Regions from separate parts of the Homo sapiens genome. Here region 2 is linked to region 1. The links are chromatin contacts, found by Hi-C in ENCODE. All regions are on one chromosome and are shown on one strand. Each heading gives the region's core, a stretch centred on a gene start or an enhancer-like site at or near the end of the contact. The rest is flanking DNA. Distances are from core to core; before and after follow the strand shown.

Evidence for each region. Hi-C counts contacts between places; a loop is a spot of excess contacts on that map. Pooled maps may share reads with other maps.
Region 2: a map of cardiac septum shows a loop between it and region 1 (4-fold over the local background). The contact joins the promoter of TCERG1 here to the promoter of PRELID2 in region 1. A Hi-C loop is called at or near these places in 1 of 168 maps with a recorded cell type or tissue (cardiac septum), 3 of 37 single-sample maps with no recorded cell type and 12 of 50 pooled maps.

The regions. Positions count from the first base shown.
Region 1 is chr5:145,834,092-145,841,304 of GRCh38, forward strand. It overlaps PRELID2 (PRELI domain containing 2), which reads right to left and starts at 1,251. Exons shown (of 7, transcript NM_205846.3): 1 at 1,086-1,251. The coding sequence starts at 1,160. RefSeq lists a silencer at 1,443-1,562.
Region 2 is chr5:146,442,690-146,449,902 of GRCh38, forward strand. TCERG1 (transcription elongation regulator 1) reads left to right here and starts at 4,644. Exons shown (of 23, transcript NM_001382548.1): 1 at 4,644-4,719. The coding sequence starts at 4,661. RefSeq lists an enhancer at 4,307-5,014 and a silencer at 4,933-5,012.

The sequences.
Region 1 (7,213 bases), core at 1-2,500:
TCAGTATTGAGGAAGAGTTCATTATCTGTATTGAAATCGGTTGTAGTAATACAAACAACAATAACATTTTAGAGCCCTAACTAAACATCAGTAGCAGTGAGAAAAAGAAAAATAGCTCAGAGCAGATTGTGTGAGTTACAGTGAAATATGCAAAATCAATCAAGCCCAGAGAGACAAGAGTATAGGACTTTAGTGGTCCCCTCCTCACCCAACCCATTCCTGGGAGCAACTGGTTAAAGGCATTTTGTTCCTGACCAGCTGCCTTACCCATTATCTTCAAGTTCCTGGAATTTGTGATACAAAGAACAATGTACAGACAATCAATAGTTTATGTTATTTTAATATAAATTCTTGGTAAACAACTTAGGAAGTGCTTCTTATTCTCCTTTAAAAACCCACTTTCGACTTCTGCTCATCAGAATGTATACTCAGGGCACCTTCACTCCCAGGATGCAGCCCTCAAACTTGGCTCGAATGAACTCTCTTTTTATATTGATTTTGCCTCAGTTTCTTCATTTAGGTCACAACTGTGCTAAGCACTTTACACAAGTTACCTCATTTGGATCCTCACAACAACTCTATGAGTCGGTACTATTATTTTCCCCATTTTACAGATTAGCAAACTAAGGCACAAAGAGAGTAAGCAACCTGCACGATGTCCCACAGCTGTTTAATAAGGAGCAGCGGATGGGGCAGCAGAACCATCATGCTGAGTAAACCAGGATGACTGCCCAATGGCCTCCCCTCGCTTTTAAGGGGTCAGTGATGAACCGGAAAGCTCCACACGTCGGTCATCTGCAACTCCACGGAGCTCACGAGCTGGGATTCCCGGAGGCTCTTCCTAAAAGGAAAGCCTCTTCTTTCAGCTGGGGCAGGTGTGAACGTGATGCCAAGCACGGCCCCTTTTCCCGCTCCCTGTAAAGGGAGTCTTCGAGGAAATCCCTCTCGACCCACACATCCCTGAAGCAAAGCCCGCAGCTGGAAAGAGACACTGGCGGTGCCAGCTTCCGCGTGGATGAAGGAGAGGAGAGAGGGGCAAGCAGCGGAGGCAGCGCGGGATACGGAAGGTGGAAGCGGGGCGGTACCTTTCGGAGAAAGCTGGCGACCACCTGCTCGAAGGGGTACTTGTACACCTGGTGCACATCCACCGAGACCCCCATCCCCGCGCGCCGCGGGCCCCGCGCACCGGCCACGCCTCCGCGAGCTCAGAGCTGCCCAGGGCTCCGCAGAGGCCCGGAGGCGCCCACACTCGGACAGCCACATGGGCGTGGCCTTTTTCCTCCGCTTTTCAAACTTTCGAAACTTTATTGGCCACTCGGAGAAACGCGCAGTCGGCCACGCCCACGCCCCTACTGCCAGAGTCCGGGGCCTGGGGTTACAGAGCGCGGGAGGCGCTGGAGCGCTCCCAGAGCACCCGGGGCCCCGCGGTCTCCACGCTGGCGGCGCCAGAGCGGCCCTGGTGCCCTCCCGCGGCCGCGCCTGCCGAGAAAAGCTTCTCTGCCTGGGAGCCATCACGCCCCGCCCCAGGAAACCTGGACCTTGGGCTTATGCGTTTATGGTATCACCGCCTGGAGTCACAGAATAAGCCGTGGTTGGCAGCACGGGAAAAAAGTATTAATAAGGAAGGCCTGGTGTGACAAAGGCCAGCATTACTCATGCCACCAGGCAGCTGCCTCTGAGGCTTGGGTTTGGGCCTCGTGTAAGGTAAAGATTGCCTCGGGAATAAGAACCGCGTTTTAGTGCACCAAAACCTGCAGGTAAGTTCCTTTGCTCGCTAAGGTTAAACACCACGGAGCAAGGAACTAGAGGATACAAAAGAGTTGCGAGTATTATTATTTACTGCAACCAACAGATGTTAGGAGAACCAGCACGTTAATCCGTGTATTCAGCACGGTTCTGAGGCCTCCTATGCCCCAGCGCTGTAGTGGGCACTGCGGATTCCGCAGGGAGGAAACACCAGCTCTGCTGATGAGCCGGCTGATTTCACACCCAATCAACAAGCTGGGAAAATAAAAACAATAATCGGTTAAAGTGACACGGGCGCGGACATGATTTTAGTGAGGGTGATTATGGAGGGTCTCTGAGGTGATGACTTTTACGATTTTGCCATCTCGCTCGCCCCTGCCATACGCAGTCACACTGGTCTGGCAAAACCCTAGCCTTGTGTAAATCTAGGTCTCCTCTGACTGTCTCTACCCAAGCCACCAGAAGGGGCTGAAGGAAAATACACACCCACTGTGCATCTTTTAAGTTCATAACCACTAACCCTATGGCGCCTTTTAATGGTGCCAGACAAATACACTATGAAAGTACTGTATTTCTGGCTGGGTGCGGTGACTCACGCCTGTAATCCCAGCACTTTGGGAGGCCAAGGTGGGCGGATCGCCTGAGGTCCGGAGTTCCAGACCAGCCTGGCCAACATGGTGAAACCCTGTCCCTACTAAAAATACAAAAATTAGCCAGGCGTGATGGCGGGCGCCTGTAGTCCCAGCTACTCCGGAGGCTGAGGCAGGAGAATCGCTTGAACCCGGGAGACGGAGGTTGCAGTGAGCAGAGCTCGCCCATTGCACTCCAGCCTAGGCGACAAGAGCAAGACTCCATCTCAAAAAAAAAAAAAAAAGAGAGTACTGAATTTCTCTAATCCACTTACTCTCCCGCATTCCTCCACACCTCTGACACCTTTGTTCCCAGCCTTATACTCCAGTCATTACCTTACTTCCATTTTCACTTAGTCAATAGGTCACATCGCTCTGCCACCTCTCTACCCACCAGACCAAATGCCTTGCCTTCACTCTTGTTCCTGTGGGTGAACTGTCAGCACTTTGTTTTAGCACCAGTGTCTCCATTTGTCCACTGAATCCTGAGGTGAACTGAAAAATGTTTAACAAATAGCTGTCCTTTAAAGTATAAATCAAGCAAGGCCCTGATTTCCAAAGGTTGCTGATTCCTGTGGTGTAAATACTCCTACCATGTTTAAAGATGCCAACTCGATGTCACTAAACACAAGTTGGGGATTTAGCAACATGGAGTTGAGTGAGGAGTGGGAGTTGGGGAGGGAAGCACAGAAGCACACCATCACATAGTATTTCCACCACCCACATACGACAGCCATAAAGAACCAAAAACATAAATAATGGAAAATGTAGCAGGAAGGGATGAGTTTTCAATGTTTATTACTCTTTGGCCAGGCTCCTATGGTTCATGCCTGTAACCTCAGCACTTTGGGAGGCCAAGGCAGAAGGATCACTTGAGGCCAAGAGTTTGAGGCCAGTGTAGGCAACATAGTGAAACCCCATCTCTACAAAAAATAAAATAAAAAATTAGCCAGGTGTGGCAGTGCACACCTGTAGTCCTAGCTACTTGAGAGGCTAAGGCCAGAGGCTCTATTAAATCCGGAAGTTCAAGGCTGTAGTGAACTATGATCGTGCCATGCACTCCAGCCTGGGCCACAGAGTGAGACCCATCTCAAATAAATAAATATTTATTAATTTTTATATGTGATTGTAAATTTATATACTTTAATAATAGCTGTGTTGAATGGCCAGCTCTAGTACATCACTAAAAGTTCCTGTCCTCTTTCTTGTTCAAGGCCATCTCTCTAGCAATATCCCCCTTCCTTTCTGTATCATCAGCTTTTGTCTCTACTGGGCCATTCCAGCCAGCACAACAAGTACACTGTAATTTCTTCCATCTAAAAACAAAAACAGAAACAATACAAAAAAAACAACTCTTAACCCCCTATCTTCCTCCAGCTGTATTCCGAGTCTCTGGTCCACTGATGCTCCTCAAAAGAGCTGCCTGTAATCTCTTGAGCCCATTCCAATCAGTATTTGCCCCCACCACTTCACCGAAACGACTGTTGTCAAGGTCACCAATGACCAAATTGCTAAATCCAATAATTAATTCTTAATCCCCACCTTACTAAGCCTGTAAGCAGCATTTCCTTGAAATACAGAGGGAGGAGTGGAGAGGAGAATGAGATGCAAATGCTCTTACATGTGTTGGATGCATGTTTAAAAGCCACTCCACTATATCACCAATCCCTCCTTACAGGAAAACAAAAAGCAGTCTTCCAGGGAGACTACACAGGTCCACAAAGGAGAGATCAATTACCTGCAGAGTTTATGGTATTTTGTATCTGCCTCTTTTACCAGAGTAGCTGGAGACCAGATGTGACATACAAACCCCCTGCTAGCGTAGGTCCTGGGCCCTGTATCCTCAATCCACTCTGACCATCAGTTTCTCCCAGAGTGTATCTTTAAGCAGGACTTAATCTCCGGATTAAGTAACCATGAAAGGCCAATGGTGTGTCCTGAAAGATTAAAGGCCCCACCACCTGCAACCTCTACTTGGGGCTGGTTGGCTGAGTGACTTGTGTAAGAACAAATGTGACCTGCCCATTCCAAGGACGTTGGGGCTTTCTGAAACGTGTGCCAGACTTGACAACATGAGCCTATTATCTTGTAGCTCTGAATCACAGCCAGTTTGCACAACAGTAATCTTACTTGCTGGGTCCTCTGAGGGAGCGAGAAGAAACTGTGAAACAAATTTCCATCGCTTTGAAATTGGTTGGCTTAACTGGGCAGGGACTTGAGGGTGGAAATTTGCTGGCAAACCTTAGAAGTTCATGACCTTATTTGGTCTTTAAGATACCAAATATCTTACTAAAGAACTTTCATAAGATATCAAATACCTTTTGTATCTTCACAGGGAGGCACAATAGTTTAAACATGGTAGACATCCAATACATTTAGGTTGAATGAATGAATGAATGAATGATTGTAAATGCTGCAAGATTTAAGTGACACAGAACTCCAGCCCTGACCCTGTCTCTCTGCTTTTCTCACCTTCTTCATGTTGGTTCAATTCCCTCTTCTGACCATCCTGACCATCTCTCTATCACTGATTTTTTGTATCCAGTCTTATAATTATCTGTATATATAAATCACTGTTACTGTGACATTCTCAAGACTGGAGGAACTGCATATATTATTCACTCCTCTCTATCCAGTGCCTAGTAAAATGCTTGGCACCTAGTATATGTTGAATAAACTCACGAATGTACTTAATATAAAATATGACCTTGAACAAAATCCTTCCTGCCCCTGCAGCTCAGTTTTTCCGTCAACAAAAACTGAAATGCAGGGGCAGAAACTGAGTGGGCCAAGACTGTCTCTAAAATCCAGCAACCTGACATTTGAGATGTGAGCTAGAGACACAAGCCAAGGCAGGGAACAGGGATATAGTTATTGAAACCAGGGTACAGAATGAGAATTTGCAAGGAAAACAAAGCAAAGTATCAGAATAGATTCAAATATGTAAAATATCATGTATGATAAGTAAGCGTGGGTACTAAGGAGACAAAAACTGGAGAAGAAGGATGAGAAGTGATGGCAGGGCAGGGGAGAGAGGAGCAGTGTTAAAATTTTTTAAAAGAGCTAAGGAAGACCTCTCTGAGAAAATGACATTAAAGTAGAAAAGTTGCAAGAAGAGGAGGGCAAGTCATGCTCGTATTTGGAGGAGGATCATTCCACGTAGAAGGAATGGCAGGTTCCAAGACCTGAAACAGGCATTCTCCTGATACATTTCAGAGCTACAAGGAGGCCAGTATGGCTGTTGCAGAGTTCCTGAGATATAAGGTCAGAAAACATGAATCTAGGTCACATAGGGTCCTCCAGGCCATGGTAAAGATGTTGGCTTTATCTGTATGAGATGGGAGGCCATTGAGAGTTTTGAGCAGAGGAGAGACATGATCTCAACTGTATATTTTAACAGAATCATTCTGGCTACTTACAGTTTGGAGAAGTGACTATGGGGAGGCAAAGCAAAGAAAGAGACCAATTAAGAGGTATGATATTTTACATATATATATGTAAAATTTCCTCCCCAACTCCCACTCCTCACTAAACTCCACTCCTCCACGTATAAATATAGATTCATGGTTCCTGGCTGATAACTCCCATAGCCCTTGCTACAGTCTTTTGCTATAGTATTGGGACACTTTAGGCCTCAGAAGCAGGCTTTTCTCTCTCCGACCTTCTTCTGACTTCCCTTCACCTGCCCAAGGCAGGACTCTAATCTTTCCTGGCTTTTCTGATTGATTTCTCATTCCAGAGAGTGTCCCACCCCATACCCTGCAGGAAGAAATGCTGCACAGGAAGGCCAAGAAGAATCTAGACAGGCGGGCCTTACTAGGTTTCCTGACTCAGTCTGTTAGTATTATATCATATCCTTTTTTGCCTAATCGTATTTCTACCTGGTTATCTTCAATCATGTCTATCCAATGGAGTCTTGCTAAGAGACCCAAAAGAACAGGGTTCAGAGAGCTCCCAGCTAGCCAAACATATGGAGATTCCTGGAGGATGGTGCATCCAGGGAGGGCATGGAAGCTCCATGCCTCTTCCCCTATACCTTGCCCTATGCATCTCTTCAGCTACATCCTTTGTACTATCCTTTATAATAAACTGGTAAATGGAAGTAAGTGTTTCCCTGAGTTCTATGAGCTGCTCTAGTAAATTAACTGAATCCAAAGAGAGGATCATGGGAAGCCCATCTTGAAGTGGGTCAGTCAGAAGTTCTGGAGGCCAAGACTTGCAACTAACATCTGAATGGGGGACGGTGGGGACAGCGGAGTGATCTTGTGGGACTGAGTCCTCAACTTGTGGGTTCTGAATTATCTCCAGGTAGTGTCAGAATTGAATTGGAGGACACCTGGCTGGTGTCCACTGCAGACCTGAGTGCTTGCTTGCTGTGTGGGGAGAAACCACACACACATTTGTATGTGTGCTGGCAAACCTTAGAATTTCATGACCTTATTTGGTCTTTAAGATAGCAAATATCTTACAAAGATATTTCATCATACATGAGGGCCAAAAATTGCAGTTGTGATGGTACTGCAGATAACATTATTAATAATATTATGTATTAGTTTATTTGACTCTCACCACAATTGCCATTACTGAAGGAGGGCAGAGGAACTCAGGAGTTTCATACTGACCTAGGCAACATGGTGAAACCTGGTCTCTACAAAAAATAGAACGTCTTCTGTGTTGATGATTTTTGTAATGTGAGAGCACAGGAAAAAAACATGATTTGAGCTTGTTCTCCCCTCAAGAGGTGATTGCCATAATCTAGATAAGAGGAAATGATGGCTGAGACCACAGTGGTATCAGTGGTGATCAGTTTTTAGGTTCTGGATCCCTTGTGAAGGTAG
Region 2 (7,213 bases), core at 3,394-5,893, 610 kb after region 1:
ACCTTCTCACTCTAACCTCATGTGGCAGAAGAGGGCGAGAGGTTGCTCCTGGGCCTCTTTTACAAGCGCTCTAGTAACATTCATAGGGTTCTGCCCCCATGACCTAGTCACCTCCCAAAGGCCTCGCATCCTAATACAATCACCTTGTGGGTAAGAATTTCAACATAGGAATCCAGACCATAGCAGCCCTAGAGAAACTCTGTAAACAAATATTACTTATTGATGATTTTTAGTTGCTGCCTATGCCATGGTAAATAGTTCATTTATGAAATCTCAGGGCAACTCTTTGTTTTCCAAATAAAAAGGTCGAAGCTGTGAGAAGTGACTTGCTCAAGATTGTACAGCCAGTAGTTGATAGAGCCAGGACTAGAATCCTGACCTAATTTACCCCGAAGCTCATTAGCAACCTCTATCCATACTGCCTGTGAGGGAGCTAGCAGATGCATCCAGCCTGGGATTCTCTATTTCTGAGATCTCTTTAAATATTTCAAAGACCAGTATTTCCAGTTAGGAATAACATAGCTGCACAGTTTATGGGTTAATAAGTGTGTTATTAGGAGCTGGGGGCTTCAGCCAGGAAAACAGTCTTTTTAAAGCATTTACAGTCTAGAGGGAAGAGGAAGAAATGATACATTGTGATTTGGGTGAGACACAGGATTGAGTGGTCTCTAACTGGCTTTGGTGTTAGACACACACGTGTTTGAATTCTGGCTTCCCCTCTTTTCAGCTATCTGAATGTCGCCTTGCATCAGTCCTATCATCTGTCTGAGCCTCAGTTTCCTCATTTGTAAATTGGGGACAATACATCCACCTTGCAGGGCTGTTGAAAGGACTGGAAATAGTGTATGTAATGTACCTCCTATGGATTTAAGATAGGTGCTCAAAAATGGCAGTTATTTTTTTAAAGCCTGATTCTGCATTGGAACCAGTTCTCAAGAGCCAATTCTGATGAGTGTCTTCACAGCAGGACCTAAGCCCTGATGAATTAATTTGTCTGAAACCAACATTTTCTCTTCATTTCATCTTGATATGCTAATTTTGGGGGGTCAATAATTCAATGGTTACCAATTAAGCAAGGATGGTATTTGCTATTCTGTTCTATATAGTTGTGTACATTATCAGTATCCAAATAGTTATCAAGCTTTGACTATCGGAAAGTCCATTTGGTCTCTTAAAAGATGCACTGAATCTCTTCAATTCCTTTTTCATTTTGATTCAATAAAATGGTTCACTCTAGAAAAGCTGTGTAGACATAGTTCAAGTCAGAAATTTGCAATATGTTATAAATAACTATTGAGCCAAACTACCTGAATTTGAAGGACATTTTTATGGGGATACACTATAGCAATGAAATAATGAAATATATACATATATACACATATGATTATCATTACATGTGATAGATATACATATGTATATACTTAATCTATTTAAAAGATTATACTATAATATAAATATCTTAAAGTATATTTAGATAAAAATAACATAATAAAAACTATCAGATAATAAAATTTTTAATACCTGCAAGGAGTTTCTTCAACTGACAGTTTGTTTTCATTTTTTATTTGAGATGAAGTCTCACTCTGTCACACAGGCTGGAGTGCAATGGCGAGATCTCAGCTCACTGCAACCTCTGCCTCCCAGGTTTAAGCGATTCTCCTGCCTCAGCTTCCCAAGTAGCTGGGACTATAGGCACGTGCCACCATGCCTAGCTAATTTTTGTATTTTTTCAGTAGAGACGGGGTTTTGCCATGTTGGCCACGCTGGTCTCGAAATCCTCAGGTGATCCACCTGCCTCGGCCTCCCAAAGTGCTGGAATTACAGGCGTGAGCCACAGCGCCCGGCCTGTTTTCATCTTTTATATATGCTAGTGACTTATTTTCTATAAGCTTTCTATTTTGAATCTTTTTTTAGTAGGAATTAGTTTGTAATGAGCCATCTATACCAGTATTATTTTCAGAATATTGACCAGAACTTGGGGATACACACTGATGTTGAAAAAGGGATCTAACTCCCAACTTTTAGTCAAACTATAGTTTGTTCAAATGCCACACCTTTTTTTTTTTCTTTTTTAAGACAGTGTCTCACTCTGTATCCCACGCTGGAGTGCGGTGCTGCAATTACAGCTCACAGTAGCCTCGACTCAAGTGGGCTCAAGCGGCCCTCCCACCTCTGCCTGTCAAGTAGCTGGGACCACAGTCATGCACCACAATGCCTGGCTAATATTTTTGATTTTTTGTAGTGGTGAGGTCTCACCATTTTGCTCAGGCTGGTTTCAAACTCCTAAACTCAAGCAGTCCTCCCGCCTTGGCCTCCCAAAGTGCTGGGATTACAGGCCTGTGGCACCACACCCAGCCTCAAATGTCACATCTTTAACAAAATTTTCACCATGCTCTCCTCCAATTACTCATGCTCAGAACTGTGTGAAGCCTTTATCACAATTTATCATATTTAATTGATTTTGAATATTTAACTGGAATTCAGTGTAGAATGGTGTTTTTGAATTAAAATATAATTCACATACAATAAAATTCACCTTTTAAAGTATACGAGTTGGCTGTATGCAGTGGCTCACACCTGTAATCCCAGCACTTTGGGAGGCCAAGGTGGGCAGATCACTTCAGCTCAGGAGTTCAAGACCAGCCTGGCCAACATGGCAAAACCCCGTCTTTACCAAAAATATAAAAAATTAGCTGGATGTGGTGGCGGAGGCCTGTGGGAGCTACTTGGGAGGCTGAAGTGTGAGGATCGCTTGAGCCTGGGAGGCGGAGGTTGCAGTGAGCTGATATCATGCCACTGCACTCCAGCCTGGGTGACAGAGTGACACTCCCTCTCAAAATAAGTAAATAAATAAATAAATAGTATAGAATTCAATGGGTTTTAGTATATTCACAAAGTTGTGCAACCATCAGCGCCAATTCCAGAACATTTTTATCATCCAAAAAGACATTCCATATCCATCAGCAGTCACTTCCAATTCCTCATTCCCCTCTACCTCCTGGAAACCACTGTTCTACTTTCTGTCTGTATGTATTTGCCTGAAATGCAATGCAATTTCATCATATTTCATGTAAATGGAATCATACAACAGGCGGCCTTTTTGTATGTGGCTTTTTATGTCTGAACAATATTTCATTGTACAGTTATACCATGTTTCTTTTTTTTTTGAGACGGAGTCTCGCTCTGTTGCCCAGGCTGGAGTGCAGTGGCGCGATCTCTGCTCACTGCAAGCTCTGCCTCCGGGGTTCACGCCATTCTCCTGCCACAGCCTCCCGAGTAGCTGGGACTACAGGCGCCCGCCACCACGCCGGGCTATTTGTTTTTAGTAGAGACAGGGTTTCACCGTGTGAGCCAGGATGGTCTTGATCTCCTGACCTCGTGATCCGCCCGTCTAGGCCTCCCAAAGTGCTGGGATTACAGGTTTGGGCCACCGCGCCCGGCCTATACCATGCTTCTTAACCATGCATCAGCTGATGGTCATTGGGTTGTTACAATACTTTTTGGCTATTATGAATATTGCTGCTGTGAACATTTGTGCACATGTTTTTATGTGGATCCAATTATTTAGGCTTACAGTATTTAAGAGTGCTGCTTTGCTACTACGCTGACTGGGGTTAAGACCAGGCTCTGCTATTTAGTAGATGTGTGACCTTGGGCAAGTTACTTAACTTCTCTGTGCCTCAAGCTCATCTACAAACAGTGACTATGTTACCCACCTCCTAGCAATTTTTGAATCTTAAAAGAGTTAACGTACCTGACATACTTAGATCCGGGTTTGCTACATGGTTAGGTCCAAGTAAAATTTATCTATTAGTATTATTTTAATATTTTTACGACTTTAATAAAAGGGCTCATCTTCATTGTGCCTTTGAAACCCCAAATCCAAAACTTTTTTTTTTGTTAATTAGAAAAACTAAATAAATATTCAGAATTGTCTGGTATTCTGGGTGTGCTAATTTCAGACAAGCACATTTTGAGATCGAGGGAGACGTGGTTAAGCTGTAAATTGCAAAGAGGCTTGCCTTCGCCAATTTACCTTTCTTAATGCAGCAACTTATAACACCTATTGGCTTGCAACGGTTTAGTATAATTTGGGAGGTATTCTTGTAATTAATAATATATTATTTAATAACATGGATATAGAGCTGAGTGGTGACTTAAGACTCCTGCTACTGTAAAGCTAGGAAATAGCGGCTTTCCACAGCAACTGTGCAATCGGTTTAGGCGCGGCCCAGGTCGATTTTGATTGGCTTGCCCAGTGGAAATGCTCTCCGCCTGAGCTACTACTGGCCAATATGGCTCCACAATTGGCTCTCCTGGAAGCCGACAGACACGTGGCTACCGCAGGCTGAGCCGAACTTGGGAGGACTTAGTTCTGCTTACCGCGAGAGGGCGCCGGCGGTTCCTCACTGCTAAAATCTCATTTCCCATAAAGCCCCCGAGTCACCAATCAACTGGCTGTCTTCATACCGCTTTCAAAGTCGGCGGGCGCCTTGCCCAATAGCAAAGAACATATCGCCCCCATTTCGAAGATTGATGGAAAGTTTGACCAACCGCATCTCAGACTTCTGCTGTCTCCGCCTCTCTCGTTGGGGATTGACGATTTTTCTAGCCAATAGGAGACGTCGGGTCGGCGGGTGGATGAACGCGGCCCTCTGTAATGGCGGAGCGTGGCGGGGACGGGGGCGAGAGTGAACGATTCAACCCGGGGGAGCTCAGGTAAGGAACGCTGCCCTCCTTCACATCTCTGCTCACGAGAGCCCCAGAGGCTAGACGCTAGACCTGCCATGTGGAGATCCGGGGCGGACGGTGGGTAGCGGAGCCGGGCGGCCCGGGCCGGGACCGCATGGGGTTTAAGAAGGGGGAAGGGGAAGGTGGCTTGAATGAGAGCCGGGCCCGGGCTGGGCCAGGGCCTCCTGCGCGTTCCCTGGCTGCTTCCTAGTGCTTTCTTGGGGCCTCGCCGCCTCTCGCGGCCTGCAGCCCTCTGGCCGGGCGCGGTGCTCCCGCCTTTGGGCCCCGCCTCAGCCGCGTGTCGCCTCCGTCTCGGCCGACCTGAGTCTGTCCCCAGGCCGCGCTCCGCTGCGGGCCTGATTTTCCTCATCGACGTCTCTGCACTCCGCAGTTACTTTCCCTGTACCCCTCGCCACTTCTGGCTAAGCCTTCTCCACGCCCTCCGCGGCTCTTTGGGCTCCCCACGTTTGCCCTTTCATTTCATCCCCCTCATTGCTTGCCTTTCTTAACTTCTGTGGCTTTTCTTCCTTTTTTCATCCCTTTATTCCTTATTATCCTGTAGTTGTGAGTAACAACAACAGTAGCAACCCCTTATTAGGCACTTACCGTGTGCCAGTAAACCCTTTACTTAGGTTTGTCTCATTTAATCCTCACAACCACCCTTTGGAGTAGTTGCTATTAACATTTTGCAGGCCACAGACCAGAGGGGTCTTCAGTTGTTACTCGCCCATCTTACAGGTGAGATAACAGCCTCGTGGAGGTTGAGTCAGTAGAATAAGATTGCATAGGCGGATTTGTGGCTCCAGGAAGTGGCTTGAACTCAGGCAGTCAGGTTTCAGAGCCTGCAATCCCAATTGGCGTTCTATTCGTCTACTACTCATGCCATTTCCTTGAACAGTGCAGTGACCTTTTTTTCCCCTGGAACCTCAGTGTCTATGAGTTTGTAATTAAAATTTGGTAAAATGAGAGTGACCTGGAGAAATCTTTTGGTCAGTGGTTTTTGAGGAAAAGAGGTATTATGCTTTATGTGTATTTGGTACTTTGGTTTTTTTCTGTATGGGAGAAATGGCATTTCAGATGTTCAGCTCCCATTCTGAATTGTGCTGTTGTCAACGTTTGAAAATGAAAAAGAGCAGGGTAGATTATGAAGACTCTGTTGATACTGTCTTGAACTTAAGATGAAATTGTGTAAGGAAATGGGTATTGTTATTCAAGGTTTTAGAAGAGGAAAATGCCTTTCAGATTCTGTATGGTCGCACACACAAATCTCCACTTTGGCAGAAATGAAATTTTGTTTTATTTCAGAGATGAATCTGAAATCCTTTAAACTCCATATGTATACAGTATTAATGAGTGATCAAGGTGAATTGTCAGCATCTTTAAATATTAGCGATGCCAAGTTTATTCCTGATTTCGATCTTAAAGGGAGGTTACTTAGCTAGTTTCAGATGGATTTATTAGGGAACATTCTTTTGCATTTTAGAAAGTATCTTTCTAAAGCTTTAAAAAAATCCAAATGGCTTTATTAATAGTCTAGACACTGTTGCACAACTGATTTGAATAGAGCTTTAATTTGCAAATGAATTTGCCCTGTTGCAAATATTTTATACCGTAGCCTCTTGGATTGGAAGTTGCTTGCAGAGCATACTGTACAGATCTTTATTTTAGCATTTCTCATGAAATTAGGTGTGTATGTGGCCTCTTTGATGGCAGAAGTTGGGGCTTAATTTTTGCATTATATTTGTAACCTGAATGTACTTCATGGTGTGTCTGTCATAACCGCCTGGCAAATGAGATGTTCTGTAGTTATGTTGTAAATAAATGAAGATAGGAGATTTAAAGATACTTCACTTATTGGGCCGACATTTATTGTGTGCTACATGACAGTTGCTGACCTAGGTGCTGGTAATAGTGCCCTGAACCAGACCGAAAAAAGAGGTTTGTCCTGCAGGAGCTTCCAGCTTAAGTAAGAGCCATCTAAATTGTAAATGAAATCAACCACATCAAATGATTAAATCTGCCTGTAAGTGTGAAGTGACTTACACAAGGTCACTGGGTAGTTGGCAGGGTCTGGACTAAACCTCAGGTCTCCTCAATCATAGTTTATACAATTTGCCCCCATATATCGGTAGCATCTTTTTATTTCTTGCCCCTCCAGTTAAAGTATTGTCTTTAGCATTGGGGAGATTGCATATCTGGATAGAGAACTTCTATTGTAGAAAAATACCTTATGTTTGTATTTCCATGATGTTCTTGTGAAATATTTTTGTTCCTTCTATTCATGCAAGTAGGCTTTTGTTTTTCAGAAAGGTTGTAAGTGGTAGGAATGCAAATCACAATAGATGGAAAATTTATAGACGTTCCAAATACCATTAAAGTAACTTCCAGAGTCATTTGTATAGATCCTTTCCCTAGAGCCTTTGTTTACCTATCAATACTTAAGATACTTGCAATCTAAATTTCCTTATCTATAAAATGAGAA